3 separate regions of the Mus musculus genome follow, and regions 2 and 3 are each linked to region 1. A link is a contact called in ENCODE Hi-C data. All regions are on one chromosome and are shown on one strand. The core of a region is the stretch at or near the end of the contact, and the rest is flanking DNA. Distances in the headings are between cores, read along the strand shown.

What was found. Hi-C counts contacts between places; a loop is a spot of excess contacts on that map.
Region 2: a loop to region 1 is called in a map of heart, with 14 times the contacts of the local background. The contact joins the promoter of Tdrd3 here to the promoter of Pcdh17 in region 1. A Hi-C loop is called at or near these places in 7 of 37 maps with a recorded cell type or tissue (gastrocnemius, heart and left cerebral cortex).
Region 3: a loop to region 1 is called in a map of T-helper 1 cell, with 5 times the contacts of the local background. The contact joins the promoter of Diaph3 here to the promoter of Pcdh17 in region 1. A Hi-C loop is called at or near these places in 2 of 37 maps with a recorded cell type or tissue (T-helper 1 cell and left cerebral cortex).

What each region holds. Positions count from the first base shown.
Region 1 is chr14:84,441,150-84,445,665 of GRCm38, forward strand. It overlaps Pcdh17 (protocadherin 17), which reads left to right and starts at 2,414. Exons shown (of 4, transcript NM_001013753.2): 1 at 2,414-4,516. Gm32498 (predicted gene, 32498) reads right to left here and starts at 2,255. Exons shown (of 4, transcript NR_168882.1): 1 at 1,376-2,255; 2 at 949-1,087.
Region 2 is chr14:87,414,272-87,418,787 of GRCm38, forward strand. Tdrd3 (tudor domain containing 3) reads left to right here and starts at 2,312. Exons shown (of 14, transcript NM_172605.3): 1 at 2,312-2,577. The coding sequence starts at 2,537.
Region 3 is chr14:87,139,279-87,143,794 of GRCm38, forward strand. It overlaps Diaph3 (diaphanous related formin 3), which reads right to left and starts at 1,946. Exons shown (of 28, transcript NM_019670.2): 1 at 1,720-1,946. The coding sequence starts at 1,836.

The sequences.
Region 1 (4,516 bases), core at 1,164-3,663:
CTTCTAAGGATATATTTTTCCTGTCACCAAGACCTTTCCTAGGCATTGTGTTTCCAATCTCCCTTCAACTGCATAGCACTATGTTGAATTAAGCCTAATCAATACACCCCAGCCTTCCTTGGAATTGTTTTATTGTTTTATTTTTGCACCATAGTGAAAGTCAAAGACGTCTAATTACTATGCGATTAAAATAAGCTTAAAGTGGTCGTTTTTAAAAGGTAATTCACAGTGTTTCTGAAGATATATCTAAGAGCTACTGCTCTTGTTTAGCTTTGCAAAGTGCTGGTGTTTATCCTTAGAACTCAGGCAGGGTGCGAGGAGAGGGAGATACAAAATAAAAATTGATAAATGAATGTGTGAATGTGTGTTCACTATGCCATAGGCAGTTTCTGGTTATAAAGATTACAAGAATCAACTTCCAAAGCACATGCATTGGACCAATATTTCTAACCAGAGAGACATAAAGAAAGCTATGGCTATATAAGACTTTGTGGTTAAAGACAACTTAGCAAAACAGCCTTTACTTTGGCAAGACTGAGTCCTCTGTGGACTACAAACATATATGCTAAACAACCTATTTAGGGAAGACAAGAAAGGAACATTTTTGAATTTGAAGGTCTGACTAAAAAGATCTTCTCTTTGAATTTTTGAGCTGTTGGTCTCTCAAGGGAATGGTACATTTGGAATGAGACCAGACTGCAAAATCAGACTATATGTTATCTCCTTGAAGCTCTGGGAAATTAATAGCTCCTTGATCTGAACCTTTAAGCAAGTATCCCCAAAACAATATTCAGAGCATTCTTGTAATTGGTCTGGATTTGATTTTCTTTGAAATTCTGAATGATTCATGTTACATATTTTTATAGTAGTCATTCACAATTTATAAATGGCAACTTAACTTCAGTATTTATGAACTACAATCAATACTGTCGCAATCAAAATACTCACCTTCTCTATTTCAACGGATTGTTTTCCTTTGTCCCTCTTAACTCTGCTCCAGAACTGCTAGATCAGAACCAAAACTGATCGTAACTTGTGGATGTTTGTGAAAGCAGTTCAGACAAAAGCAAGCTTTGAGATTCTAAAGCTGGAGATGAGAAATTTAGAATGGGGGGGGGGAGGAGGAAGAGGAGGGAGAGGAAGAGGAGGAAGAAGAGAGAGAGACAAAGAGACAGAGAGAGAATATTTAAACAAACATCATTCAATCTGGTATAAGTTCTTGCCTAAGTTCAGCTTCTATGAATAGGAGACTTTATACATATTAGCAATGCTATTTGATTTGAAAAAAATATCAAATTGCTATTTGGAATTTTAGTAAGATGAACAGAAGTGAATTAGACACCAAAGCTAGGGACATTAAGGGACATTGGATTACCTTGAATGTGGGCTGTGATAGGAGATGGTTAAAAGGTAGAAGTCTAAACACTGTTCAACCAGATTTCAGTTTCATGGAGCTGCAAAACATGTCTTAAGAGAGGCTTGTTCCCTCCTTCGAGACACTGCCTCTCTCTCCACCGGCGTCTGCTTTTCTTCTGAAACACTTTCATAATCAAGTGACTTTCCTTGCATGGGTGCCTGGGGACAGCGGGGATTTCTCTGAGGATGAAGAAAGTTACATATTGATTACAGTTGCTTGCGGCGTGTTTGCTCCCGAGCTAGCTAGCACAGACAGATCTCTAACACTGCACTTTCCTGGCGTTCACCGAAATAAACATCCCACCGTGAGAAAACGCGTACATACACCACACACACACACACACACACACACACACACACGCTCTCTCTCTCTCTCTCTCTCTCTCTCTCTCTCTCTCTCTCTCTCTCTCTCTCTCTCGCTCTCTCTCGGGCGCGCGCACGCATGCGCGCGCACGCACCCACTCCGCACCTCCAGATGAGTGCACAAGGAGTCAGAAAATCCGCAACTCCCTTGGCCCAGTGTTTGTGTGTGTGTGTGTGTGTGTGTGTGTGTCTGTGTGTGTCTGTGTGTAAGCTGACGACGTGGGTTGGTGTGTGGACTAGAAGGCACCAGGAAGACCGCAGCTGCCTCTCTCTGCAAAGTATACGGTGATTCCCCACGCCTGGCTTTACATCCTATCCCCAGTTGAAATCAAATCACTGCCAAACTTTTCTCTTTCTAGAGGAAGACACCCTCTAAACACCAGGGCTACCACGGCTCAGCCCTGGGCGCCGCCGCCGAGACTTAGCGCGGGCTCTGCGGGCCTTGATGCTCTCCGGTCGGACTCAAGCTAGTCAATGACTCTAAAGAGCTGGGGCTGCTGGCCCCGCCCCCGCCTGCCGTTTCTCCGCCTCCCATTGGGCGTGGGCCGAGAAGGCAGGGTCTGGCTCCCCACGCCGATTGGCTGGCAGAGAATCAGTATCAATGTTTAAGCGGCGGCGTGAGGTGAATAGAGTCAGTCAGCAAGAGACGCTGGGGAGAGAATCCGGACTGCGAGCCCGGCGGCTGCCGCAGCGGAGGAGGGCGGCTCGGAGACGGTACTCCAACTGTTGAATTGAATTTTTCACCTTCCATTTCCTCCGCGTCTTGGCTGGCGGAGATGGATTTATTCGGTTTGAAACCTGCACGTCTTTCTCAGGCTTTGGGGTGATCCTGACAGGCACCGCACTAGACTGAAAGAGACCACTCGTGACAGAAAAAAAAAAAAGGAGGAATTAAAATTTAAAAAAAACCTCCACAACAGACTGCACAATTAGCTATGCACACCGATGCTGGACTTTGTGAACAGAGACCGTTGGGAGGAAAATCTTGAACTATGATCCTGGGCTAAGCTGTGAATCATTACTGGAAACGTGCCCCCACCCCTAAGACTGAGAGATTTGGGGGCATCTCACGCCTAACCAAGTGGAAAGGTTTTTTTTAAAAAACAAATAAATATTCGTAAGCAAAGCAGACGCCTTGTTTTGCAGAGCCTCGGACTCCGGCCGAAAGAGGTAGAGTAAAAGTGTTCCTGGATTCAGCTTTGCCTTCCTCCCCCCACGCTTTTTCTCGTTTTTCTTCCCCCACCCCCGACGTGATTCCGGCTTTTTTGTTGTTGTTGTTTGTTTTTTTTTTGTTTTTGTTTTTGTTTTTCCTATTGAGTGGTCAGAGAAAGCCTTAAGAAGAAGCCTCAACTAAGGACTGCGAAGGGAGGACCGTGAGGGGAGAGTGAATACGATTCGTTCCGCTGCTTCTGACTCATCCCGCAGATGAGAACACCTGCATTTCTGGATGTGTCATTCCCGTATACCGAGGCGCTGGGAGAAGCGGAAATAATGTGTAGATCAACCCGTGCCTAACCTCCCCTCGGAGGTGGAGGAGGTAGTTTCCCCGGGTGGGCGCCCTGGCAGAACCGCGGTGGCTGCAGCTCCTCACCCTCTCTGCCTTTCCCAAGTCGACCAGAGACCGTGTGTGAGCCAGACTGCAGAATGCATCACGCCAAGCCTTGATGTATTCCGTCGACTCTACTCCTCCAATTTAAAATAATAATAATAATAAGGGGGGAAAAAGCCTACACTGTTATTCTCTTCAAATATTCACCACTCTTGTTCCTCGCCAAGGTTTTCCTTTCTAGATGAAAAGGAGGCTGGGCCACTGGAAGGAGGTGCTGAATAGAAAGAAAAGAGAGCCACTTGACAGCCCAGCCCTGTGAATGCAGAGACTGTTTCCCTTCTAGCGAGAGACAGGGCAGTGTGTGTGTGTGTGTGTGTGTGTGTGTGTGTGTGTGTGTGCTAGGACTGGGAGGGTAGCTCCCTCCTCCTTTCTAGTCTGCCCTCCCCCCTCCCCCCCCCCCTCAAATCTGCACGTCTAACCATGAGTTGCCTGTTGATTTCCTTTCGCCTGGCAAGAAAAGCAAACTGGAATTAAACTGCAGGGAGAGAAGTCTTTGCTTGCTGGAAGAGGATGGGATGGTAGTGGCGGCTCCCGGATTGGCATAGAGACACACCAGAGTGTTCTACGAACAGAGGCGGAGATATATCTCTATATTTTTCTCCTCCCAATAGGCTCTCGGCGCAAATGCTGATCAGGCTGTGGCTTTCTTGATTTTGGGGGAGAACCCTCTCCGAGGAAGAGAGGGAGGAGCTTGGTAGGGGGAGGAAACTACAAATCGGGACACTTTTTTTTCCTCTGCATTTCCTCCCCTCCCTCTGGCTGCTCGGAAAGAAGAGAGAAAAAGAAGAGGGAGAGAGAAAAAAAGACTTGGCTCGGAGATGCAGTCCGCTGCCGCCGCCGCCTAAACCAGCAAGGCAAGATTAGATCTTTAAATGCAGCAATACACTGCCTGAAAGCCGAGCATCCTGCATAGCGAGCAGACATTTCTCCGTGTGCCAGGGCAGCCTCAAATATACATATGTATCTGTGACTCTTTCTTCGTCCCTATTCATTCCCATCAATCGCATCACCGAATAAGAGTAACTAAAGGATTCCACTTTCTGATCTGCCTGGAGACACACCTCCCGAAGCCCTCCCCCACCGGATTTGAAGAGTATTCTGTAGGCTGCCGGAGGGAGTGGATTTTGC
Region 2 (4,516 bases), core at 1,062-3,561, 3.0 Mb after region 1:
TAAAGGTGTGTGCCACCACTGCCTGGTCCTGATATTGCACTATTGATATTTTACACCAGCAAATTTTTGAGGGTTCCACAAGTGTCCTGCGCATTGCAGGTTGTTTGTCTCCAACCCTGGCTTCTACCCACCAAATCCGATTGACCTCATGCACTCTCCGAGGCTGTAGCATCGAAGTGTCCCTACACATTGTTAAATGTGCCCACGAGCTTCTGACCCAGCACCTGACTGAGAACCATCACCTAGAAGCTAAAGTTAAAAGAACACTGGTAAGTGTATTTCTTAAGAGACGTTAATGTCTAGTGGAAGGGAGCACACATCAGGCTGAGCGACTGATTCCAGGACTCGTTTAAGGCATTCTTTGTTGTAAGGATAAAGGCATTTCCCCCTCTGCTGTACACTATCATTTTAATACACTGCTATGCGAAGATTTTGTATTCCTATGGACTTTTATCCAGTTTATTTCAAAAATTCAATGTGCCATTAATGTCATGATTTTAGTTTTTGATGCTCTTATTATAACAAATTCCTCCAGTAGGAATCACACTCTTGAAGTGGGTTTGGTATTTTGTGCAATGTTTAACTTTAGTCATAAGCACCTGCAATGGTAAATTCTTATTGTATCACACTGAATGTGAGAACCAGTTTAAAGGCTTATTTATTCAATAGTTCTGGTTACTGGGACATTATAACTTTCACTTAATTTACACGAATAAAAAGTTATGTTTGGGGCTGGTGAGATGGCTCAGTGGGTAAGAGCACCCGACTGCTCTTCTGAAGGTCTGAAGTTCAAATCCCAGCAACCATATGGTGGCTCACAACCACCCGTAATGAGATCTGATGCCCTCTTCTGGTGTATCTGAAGACAACTACAGTGTACTTACATATAATAAATAAATAAATCTTAAAAAAAAAAGTTATGTTTGCTATGGTCTATTTAATAACAAAGTTGGCAATTAACCTGAGCTGTCCATTTACTTTTATTTATTTTTTTCCCCCTCTGTGTTCAGGTCAGCTTGTACATATAAACACACTTGCTGCTCATGGATGATTTAAAACATTTTCTACCACTGCAAATACTAGGAAAGAAATTTATTCCAGTTTCTGAACATGCTGTACACATTTAATTATACGTAGGAGCAAATGTGTGTTCAGAAAGACATCATAGCATATTTCCCAAGGAAGGCATAGTGACTTTAGAACTGTGAACAGCTAAAGTGAGAAAATGGAGATTTCAGTTAACTTCTGGATGCTTAATACCCTTCTTTCTCTAATAAGTTGCTTTTAAGTCTCAGGAGCAGCTGCCAATTTTGCAGTCTCTCCGAAGTCTGGCTCAGTGACGGTGACAGTAAAGGTGAAGCAGCCACCGCGACGGGTTGCAGACCGAATATAAGTTATTTTTTTATTATTAGATGTTTTCTTTATTTACACTGCAAATTTTATCGACTATAAGTTCTTAAATAGCCTGTAAGTCTGCAGAATCACTGGGAAATAACTTGCCCCCGACTCTCCTCCTCCGCGCCACCGTCCCAGGAGGAGAAGGACCCAGATTCTGGAGTAAACTTTTTAGGAGCACCAACAGGCCCGCCCCGACCCAGAAACCTCTTCTCTGATTGGGCTGTGTGACTCCTGATTGCCCAATCACGATAGGAGCGTTCCGGCGCAGCTCGGTGGCGTCGCTGCGCGTGCCCAGTCGGGGACACGCCGTGCACCCCGGTCCTCCCGCGTGCGGCAAAGGGCACGGCGTAGGGCGGTGCTAGCCCGGTTAGGTGCCGGTGCCAAGGTCGCTGGGCCACGCTGGGTTAGGGCTACGCCCAGCAGGAGGGTGACAAGAAAAAAAAGTCTTGTCCCTGTTGCCCAGTTTCAAAGCCAACTCCCTTAAGTGCAGGGTTAGGGTGTCGCGCTCACCCAACTGCCTGCGGGGACCCAGAGTGGGGTGCGAGCCGCAGTCTCTGAGCCTCGGCCGACCGCAAGGCCGGGCGAATGGAGCGGGCCCTGGTGACAACAGCCAGCTCGGGTGCAGAATGGGCTGGGCTGCACCGCCCCAAACGTGGCCGTGGTAGCATCATCCCCGATGCGCCGCCGCCCGGGCCGCGGGGGTCCGTGTCCCGCCCCGTGAGGCAGCCTAGTCCCTGGGATGCGCGGCTCCCGCATGTGTGTGCAACTTAGAAAGTGACCAAGCAGCCCGGTCCCCGGCAGCAGGAGCGGCGCCAACCAGCCTAGCCTAGCGCCGTCCCCCGCGGCGCCGTGTCCGATCCCCGGCCCAGGCCGCGTTTGGCGGCTCGCCGCTCCCAGCCCGGGCCGGCCCCTGCGGCCGCTCACAAAACGCGGCGAGCGGAACCCGCACGCGGAAGCGCCCGTCTCACTGAGCATGCCCAGTGGCACAGTCGAACAGAGGAGTTTTTTTTTCTTTTTCTTTTCTTTCTTCTTTTTTTCCCCCTCTTTCTTCTTTTTCTTTTTTCTGGGTCTCCAGTAGGAGGCCCGTCCCCCACCCTCAGTTCAGACCCCCGCCGTCCCCGAGCCTGAACAGCTAACCATGGCCGAGGTGTCCGGCGCCGCGTTGTCCCAGGCGGGTTGGTAAGTGCCGCGTCGCGCCGGCCGCCCGGCCCCGGGCTCGGGTCCGGCCCCGGGGAAGGTCGGGAGAGGGGCGCCGGGGATGCGGCGAGGAAGGCGGCCACGGCCACCCGCCCCCGTCCTCTCGGGGGCCCTCGGGGCCGGCTCCGCCCCCGGCGCCACGCGGAGCTGGGCGAGCGTCCCCGCTCCCCTAGGGGCGGCGGCCTGCGACCGGGAGCGGCGCGCCGGCGGCAGCGGCGGCGGCGGCCCGCGGGGAGAGAGCGAGGCCTCGGGGCCGGGGAGCGGGCGGCGGCCAGGCCCCGAGCCGCGCCGCTCAGGAGCACCCGCGGGGCCGAGCACGGCGCGCCGCCGCCCCTGGAGGGTGTCGCTGCGGCGGACGCGGGAGGCGGCGGCCTGCGGGAAGTTGGCGGGAGCACGGAGCCCAGCCCCGCGCGGCGGCCGGAGCCGGCCCGCTGCCCTCGTTTCAAACTACCGCGCTGACCGGAGCGCCGCTGCCCTTGCTGCACGCTCAACTCGCGAAGCAGAGAATGACCGTCCCGGCTACTCGTGCCGGGGCTGCCCCGTGGAACTTTTCTGGAAAGGATGGTGTTGGTCTGATCTTTTTTTAAAAAATACTTTTCCAGCCGTGACTTTTGGGGATCTGAAAGCAATGACAAATTACTTGACATTAAGCAGTTTCTGGAATTGCAGCCACACCAGTTGTAAACATCCAGTTTAATTCAGCGTCGCTTTCCCCAGCCTGGCGTAGGTACCTTCTGGGCTGATGGGTAGGGGTGAGGATGAAATACAGATTACTCGTCCCAGCTTTCTGAAACTACACTTTAGTGAGAAGGGAGATCAAGAAAACTATCGCAGTGTTAGCAAAGCGTGAAGGACAGACCGAGCACTTGATGACTGAAGGAGAGAAGTGGGTTCTGGCAGATGGTGAAGAAAGACTTTGCAGATGTAGAGTTAGGAATGTGTTCATTTTGGAGAAAGGACACTAGATCCTAGAGGTAACTGGAAGTAGGGAGGTATTTGAGGATTAAAGCCAAGAAGGAGGAAGCCAGTGCTTAAAGGGTTGGAATTTTACTTTGATCTTAAAGTTTTGACCAATAGGGCAGAGACAAAGCAACCCTGCTGTGAATGCTTTGCTAATTGACTTGACAGGCCTTTTTTTTTTCCTGCCCTACTCACAGGTGTAAAGATGAAGGCAAAGAATTAAGTAACTTTCTCCCATGACCTGGCTAGAAAGTGGTTGAAATAAATGTTGATGTAACTAGGCTGGTTCAGTCCTGTGTACTTAGTATTTGTTTATAAAGTACAGACCTCCTCACCCCCCGCCCCCCCCCCCATTTACTGCAAATTGTAAGTTAAAAATTTCACTTTATTCAGTTTTATTTTCCTCTTTCAATGGGATGCCTCCTTTCATTTTCTTGATTTTTTTTTTTTAACAAGGCTGTCCAGAATAAGCTTAAGTCTGTCTTCATTTTAGTTTATGTAGCCCAGGCTGGCCTCGAACTCATGATGGGATTGCAGGTTTGGATCACACCAGACTTAGCATCTATTTGAGTTCTACATTACACTGAGTCTTACTCTTATAAACTAGTGATACCCCTTTATTTACACATATGGCCTTTTGCGTAAATTCTGAAACATGGCTGCATCCTATAAGAAGGTTTGTTAGTTTATTAGGATCCCAGAAGATTCTAAATTTGTTTTATCCGGACTTTTATAACTAACTCCTTAAGGGCAGAGAAGTCTATATTATTTTTCTGTGGTATCTTAGATACTTAGAAATATATTGCATCATAGGGTCTTATTCATTTGGAAGAGTTGACCTTGGAATGGCCCGGTCAGTCACAAATGCCCAGGCAGAGTCCGGTTCCTCCTTTAGTAAGATTGTTACAAATCTCCAGCAATGTTACATTTTATCATTTGCCACTTTGTACTACAAGTTAGG
Region 3 (4,516 bases), core at 696-3,195, 2.7 Mb after region 1:
TTGTCTTTTAGACTTCATTTCAGCATGACTTTTAGCAAATGGTATGGGCACTGTGGCATACCAGAGAAATAATAAAAAACACAATCATCAGCCTTCAGTAACATCAAATATTTATTCAAGAACGCTATGTTGTAAACTACAGAAAATCACACTTCCGTGGCAGCCAAGACATGTGCTGAGCACTAACCCAGAAAGTCAATTATAAAAAAGAAGAGATGGGCCGGGCGTGGTGGCGCACGCCTTTAATCCCAGCACTAGGGAGGCAGAGGCAGGAGGATTTCTGAATTCGAGGCCAGCATGATCTACAAAATGAGTTCCAGAACAGGCAGGGCTATACAGAGAAACCCTGTCTCAAAAAGCCAAAAAAAAAAAAAAAAAAAAAAAAAGAAAGAAAGAAAAAGAAGAAGAGGAAGAGGAGGAGGAGGAGGAAGAGGAGGAGGAGGAGGAAGAGGAGGAGAAGAAAGAGGAGGAGAAGAAAGAGGAGGAGGAGGAGGAGGAGGAGGAGGAGATGGGGGCTGGTGAGATGGTACAGCGGTTAAGAGCACGGACTACTCTTCCGAAGGTCCTGAGTTCAAATCCCAGTCACTTGGTGGCTCACAACCATCCATAATGACATCTGACACCCCCTCCCGGTGTGTCTGAAGACAGCTACGGTGTACTTACATAAAAATAATAAATAAATCTTTAAAGAAGAAGAAGAGGAGGAAGAGGAGGAGGAGGAGGAGGCAGCATCTCATGGATCCCTCTCAGAGTGGACAGAATCTATCATGACCAGGTTAACTCTCTCCTATCCTCGTGTTATTTTGATGCTCAATTCTGCATAATCAACCCCCACTTATCTCAACATGTCTCTGCTCTCAGCTTTATTCAATTACAAGTAAATATTACACTTAGCGATTGATCCACAATCTATTATTTTGGATATAATCATGGTATAAATTCCTGAAATTGTATTTGACAAGAAAGGGCAAAGCCTGTTCCTATCAATACATAAAAATAATTTCCCCATACTTCTAAGGAAAACTAACAGTCAGTGTTAACTCTGCAATTCTCTTGGACTAATACCAAAACCTACCAACCCACACAATCAGACAATCTGAATGAAATCATCCTCATTACCTAGTTTCCTTCCAGCTGACACTAACTAAAAGCTTACCAGGTGCTAATCATAGCTCTTCCTTAAGCTTTAAGAACGCAAAGCCAACCCGATTAACGAGTTTCAGATACTTGAAGACTCCTTCCAAGCTAAACATGACATTCTTTAGCAGTGACTACACAACCCGCCAAGTTTGAAAACGAGTTGCCTCAACTTGTAAAAATACGTCCACCTTAAAAGGTTCTTGTTGAATTAAAATATTAGACGGGGGAGGGAGGGCTATCAGCTAGAAGTTCACTTTCTGTCTGACTGACTGTTCTACTAAAGGGATGGGGTAAATTTTAACTTTCTTTTAAAATGCAGAATCCGCCTTGATGACGTCAGTACACAGCCATTTGAACTGTTTTTCAGATACGCCCAAAGAACTGCCAGGCTTCACAGACATCAGGGCATTCGTCCCAGAAAGGAATCGAATCCCGCCTTGTCACTGGGGATCTAAGCGGATTAACAGCTCAGGCCTTCTGAAACAAACCTAGCTCCCAGCTCCCGGGGATGTCACCTGGGGGACAGGGAGTTGTAGGCCGCGGGAGTCGCCGCACGTTGTGGCTCTGGCCCACACTTACCAACTTGGGTCGCTTCTCCCCGGGCTCGTAGGGGCCAGCGGGCGGCGCGGACTGCAAGCCCTTCCTCCGCGACGACTTGCTGTCCCGGCCGAGAGCGCGCGCCCGGTGCCTCTCCATCTTCCCGGGTCTAGGTCGCGACCTGATCTGGGGCTTTGCTCCGCGGGCTCAACTTCCCGGTCCCACGCCCACTGCGCATTAACCGCTGCACACGGCTGGGCCAATCTATCTGAAATCTCCCGCCACCACAAGCAGCCCGGTCAGCCAATCCCGCGCCGCGGAACCTGTGACGCAAGGGCCCCGCCTTTTCCGGGGATGCCAAAGCCTGGGCCTGATTGGCCCTTCGGCCTGTCCATCGCGCTTCTCGCCCTCTGGCTATGCAGGCTGCTTGCCAGATGGTACATAGTAAGGAACGGGTTTGGAAGGAAGGTTGAGCTAAAGAGAGTCTCTAACAAGGCTTCCCTTGGACTTTCAGAGTAGGTTCTTGAAAAATCTGAGCCGCAGGGAACCTCTCTCAGTACTGTTTCAGCAGCACTGAATACGAAAGCAACTGATAAGCCCTTTGAGTAGTCTCTGGAGATCTCAGGGTCTAGGAAAAATACTTCTACTACTTGCCAGCGCCCATGCCTCTTAGAAGAGATGTTTACCATTTTTTGATTACCGTTTATATAAAAATACTGCTGTCGTCTCAGAGAGAATAGAGTTCATTCTAGAACCAGAAATGAGTGACCGCAGCCAGGTGGTGTGAACATCGGTTGAAGCACGGAAGAAAGTCATTTCAAAGACATTAGGACAGACCTACAGGTGCTACGAGATGCACAGTCTTGTTTGAGGTTGGTGGAAGTTAGTGGACTTTTAAGGAAGAGCAAAAGGCGTCACGTGATAGTCGTAGGTATGTTAGATCTAACGCAGCGATGAATGGCAATTACGTGAGCCAAGATTACTTGGCTCTGGATTGGCAGCATTCCATGTCTCTACAATCATTGGAATTCTAACCTGTCAATTAAGCGCGTAGAATTTTTACTACAGGTGCGGCTTTTTCTGGAACTCCAGTTCACATTGTTCAGCACTTACAGCATGCCTCAAAGCCTAAATGCGTACTCAGGGTCAACCAAAAATTAAAAGGAATAGGGTCCAAACAATTCACAGTTTAATGTGTTTCACAGGTATTGACACAAAACAAAATGTAAAATTATAACAGCCATTCTACAGGTTTTTAAGTTCAGGTGGCAATCCTAAATATAAAGTAGAGGAAAGGGTCAGAACCTGGGTTCAAGGCAAGCAAGCACCTATCCCCAATATGCCAAATAAAGACATTAGTAATGAAGAGAAAATTCTGGAGATCAACTCAGTGTGGCTACACAAGGAAAAGGAACAAATAAAGAAATCCAGGAATCTCCCAAGTGCATCCTTAAAGATATTGACCTTCTGACTATGGAGGTGATTCAAGCCAAGACAAGTAAACATAAACTATTGATTTTGGTACAAGAAATAGTTCTAGGTATTCCACAGAGACTAGCACAGGGATTCAGAAAATGAACCTAAGGTTTCATCTACAGCTTTTAGAGGTTTAGGTTTAGTTCTGGTCTTGCAGGTACTGTTTGCTCCTTTTCTTGTTATAATGTGAGTTTTTATTATTGTCACACAGATTTTCATCTTCAGTGAGCATATACTAAAGGCAGATTCCAAGAGATTACCAAGGTCACCGGAAGAAGTACCTGGCTCTGTCACGATGGACAAGGAAGATGAAGCTTCCATTCTTACCATTTGGTAGCTGCGTGGTGTTGGAGGTGATGTGTGACTTCCTTTGCTTCTCCATCAACAAACACTTCAAATAGGAATGCTTCAGCTTACGTGAGACAACATACAGAAAGCACACAGACCTATCGGTGCAATGCAGCCAAAGACAACCAAGAGACAGACAGACCTATAGTTGGGACAATTTAGATTTATTACAAAACATGTGAACATCGCTGTGATGAACCACGAGGCTCTTAGAAGATGATGCTACAAATCACTTGAAAGATCTGCATTTTGCCGGGGTGATTTGAGGAAAACCTCACAGAATACTATTAGGAGGAATGGCCAGGACTGGGTGCTGTCTTGAAGTGGGAGCAGTTTAATGCCCAGGATATCTTGATGTTTCCTAGGAGCATGATAGCGTGAAGCTATAACTAACAGCATGGCAGATTCTCAGAATGAGGAATGGACAATGTCGAAAGACAAAATCCAAACAAATTTGCTTTTAAAAAGTAATTGCAGCCAGACATGGTGGCGTGGCACGCCTTTAATCCCAGCACTTGGGAGGCAGAGGCAGGCAGATTTCTGAGTTCGAGGCCAGCCTGGTCTACAGAGTGAGTTCCAGGGCTATACAGAGAAACCCTGTCTTGAAAACCAAAAAAAGAAAAAAAGAAAACAGTAATTGCATTATATTTTCTTTTTCTTTCTTTTCTTTTTTTCTTTTTCTTTTTTTCTTATTCCTCCACCCCCTTCCCTTCTTCCTCTTGCTCCGGCCCCACTCGCTCCGGCCCCTATATTTTCAATTGTAGAAAAATACCCTTCATCCTATCAATGACAAGGACTGTTCCACTGCGCTGAGCAACAACTGTGGTTTCATCAGCAGGAAAGGGCTAAAGAAAGCAAAAGTGAAGCCTGAAGAGCAGACTGGGTCTCTTCTCGGTCAGGTCAAAGAGGAAGGGTTGATTGAGGTAGAAAAACCTCCATGGCTAGGTGGTTCCATGGGCCTGGGGGGGGGGGGAGCGTGTGTGGGAGTGAGAAAAGGAACAGACACTCTCCATCT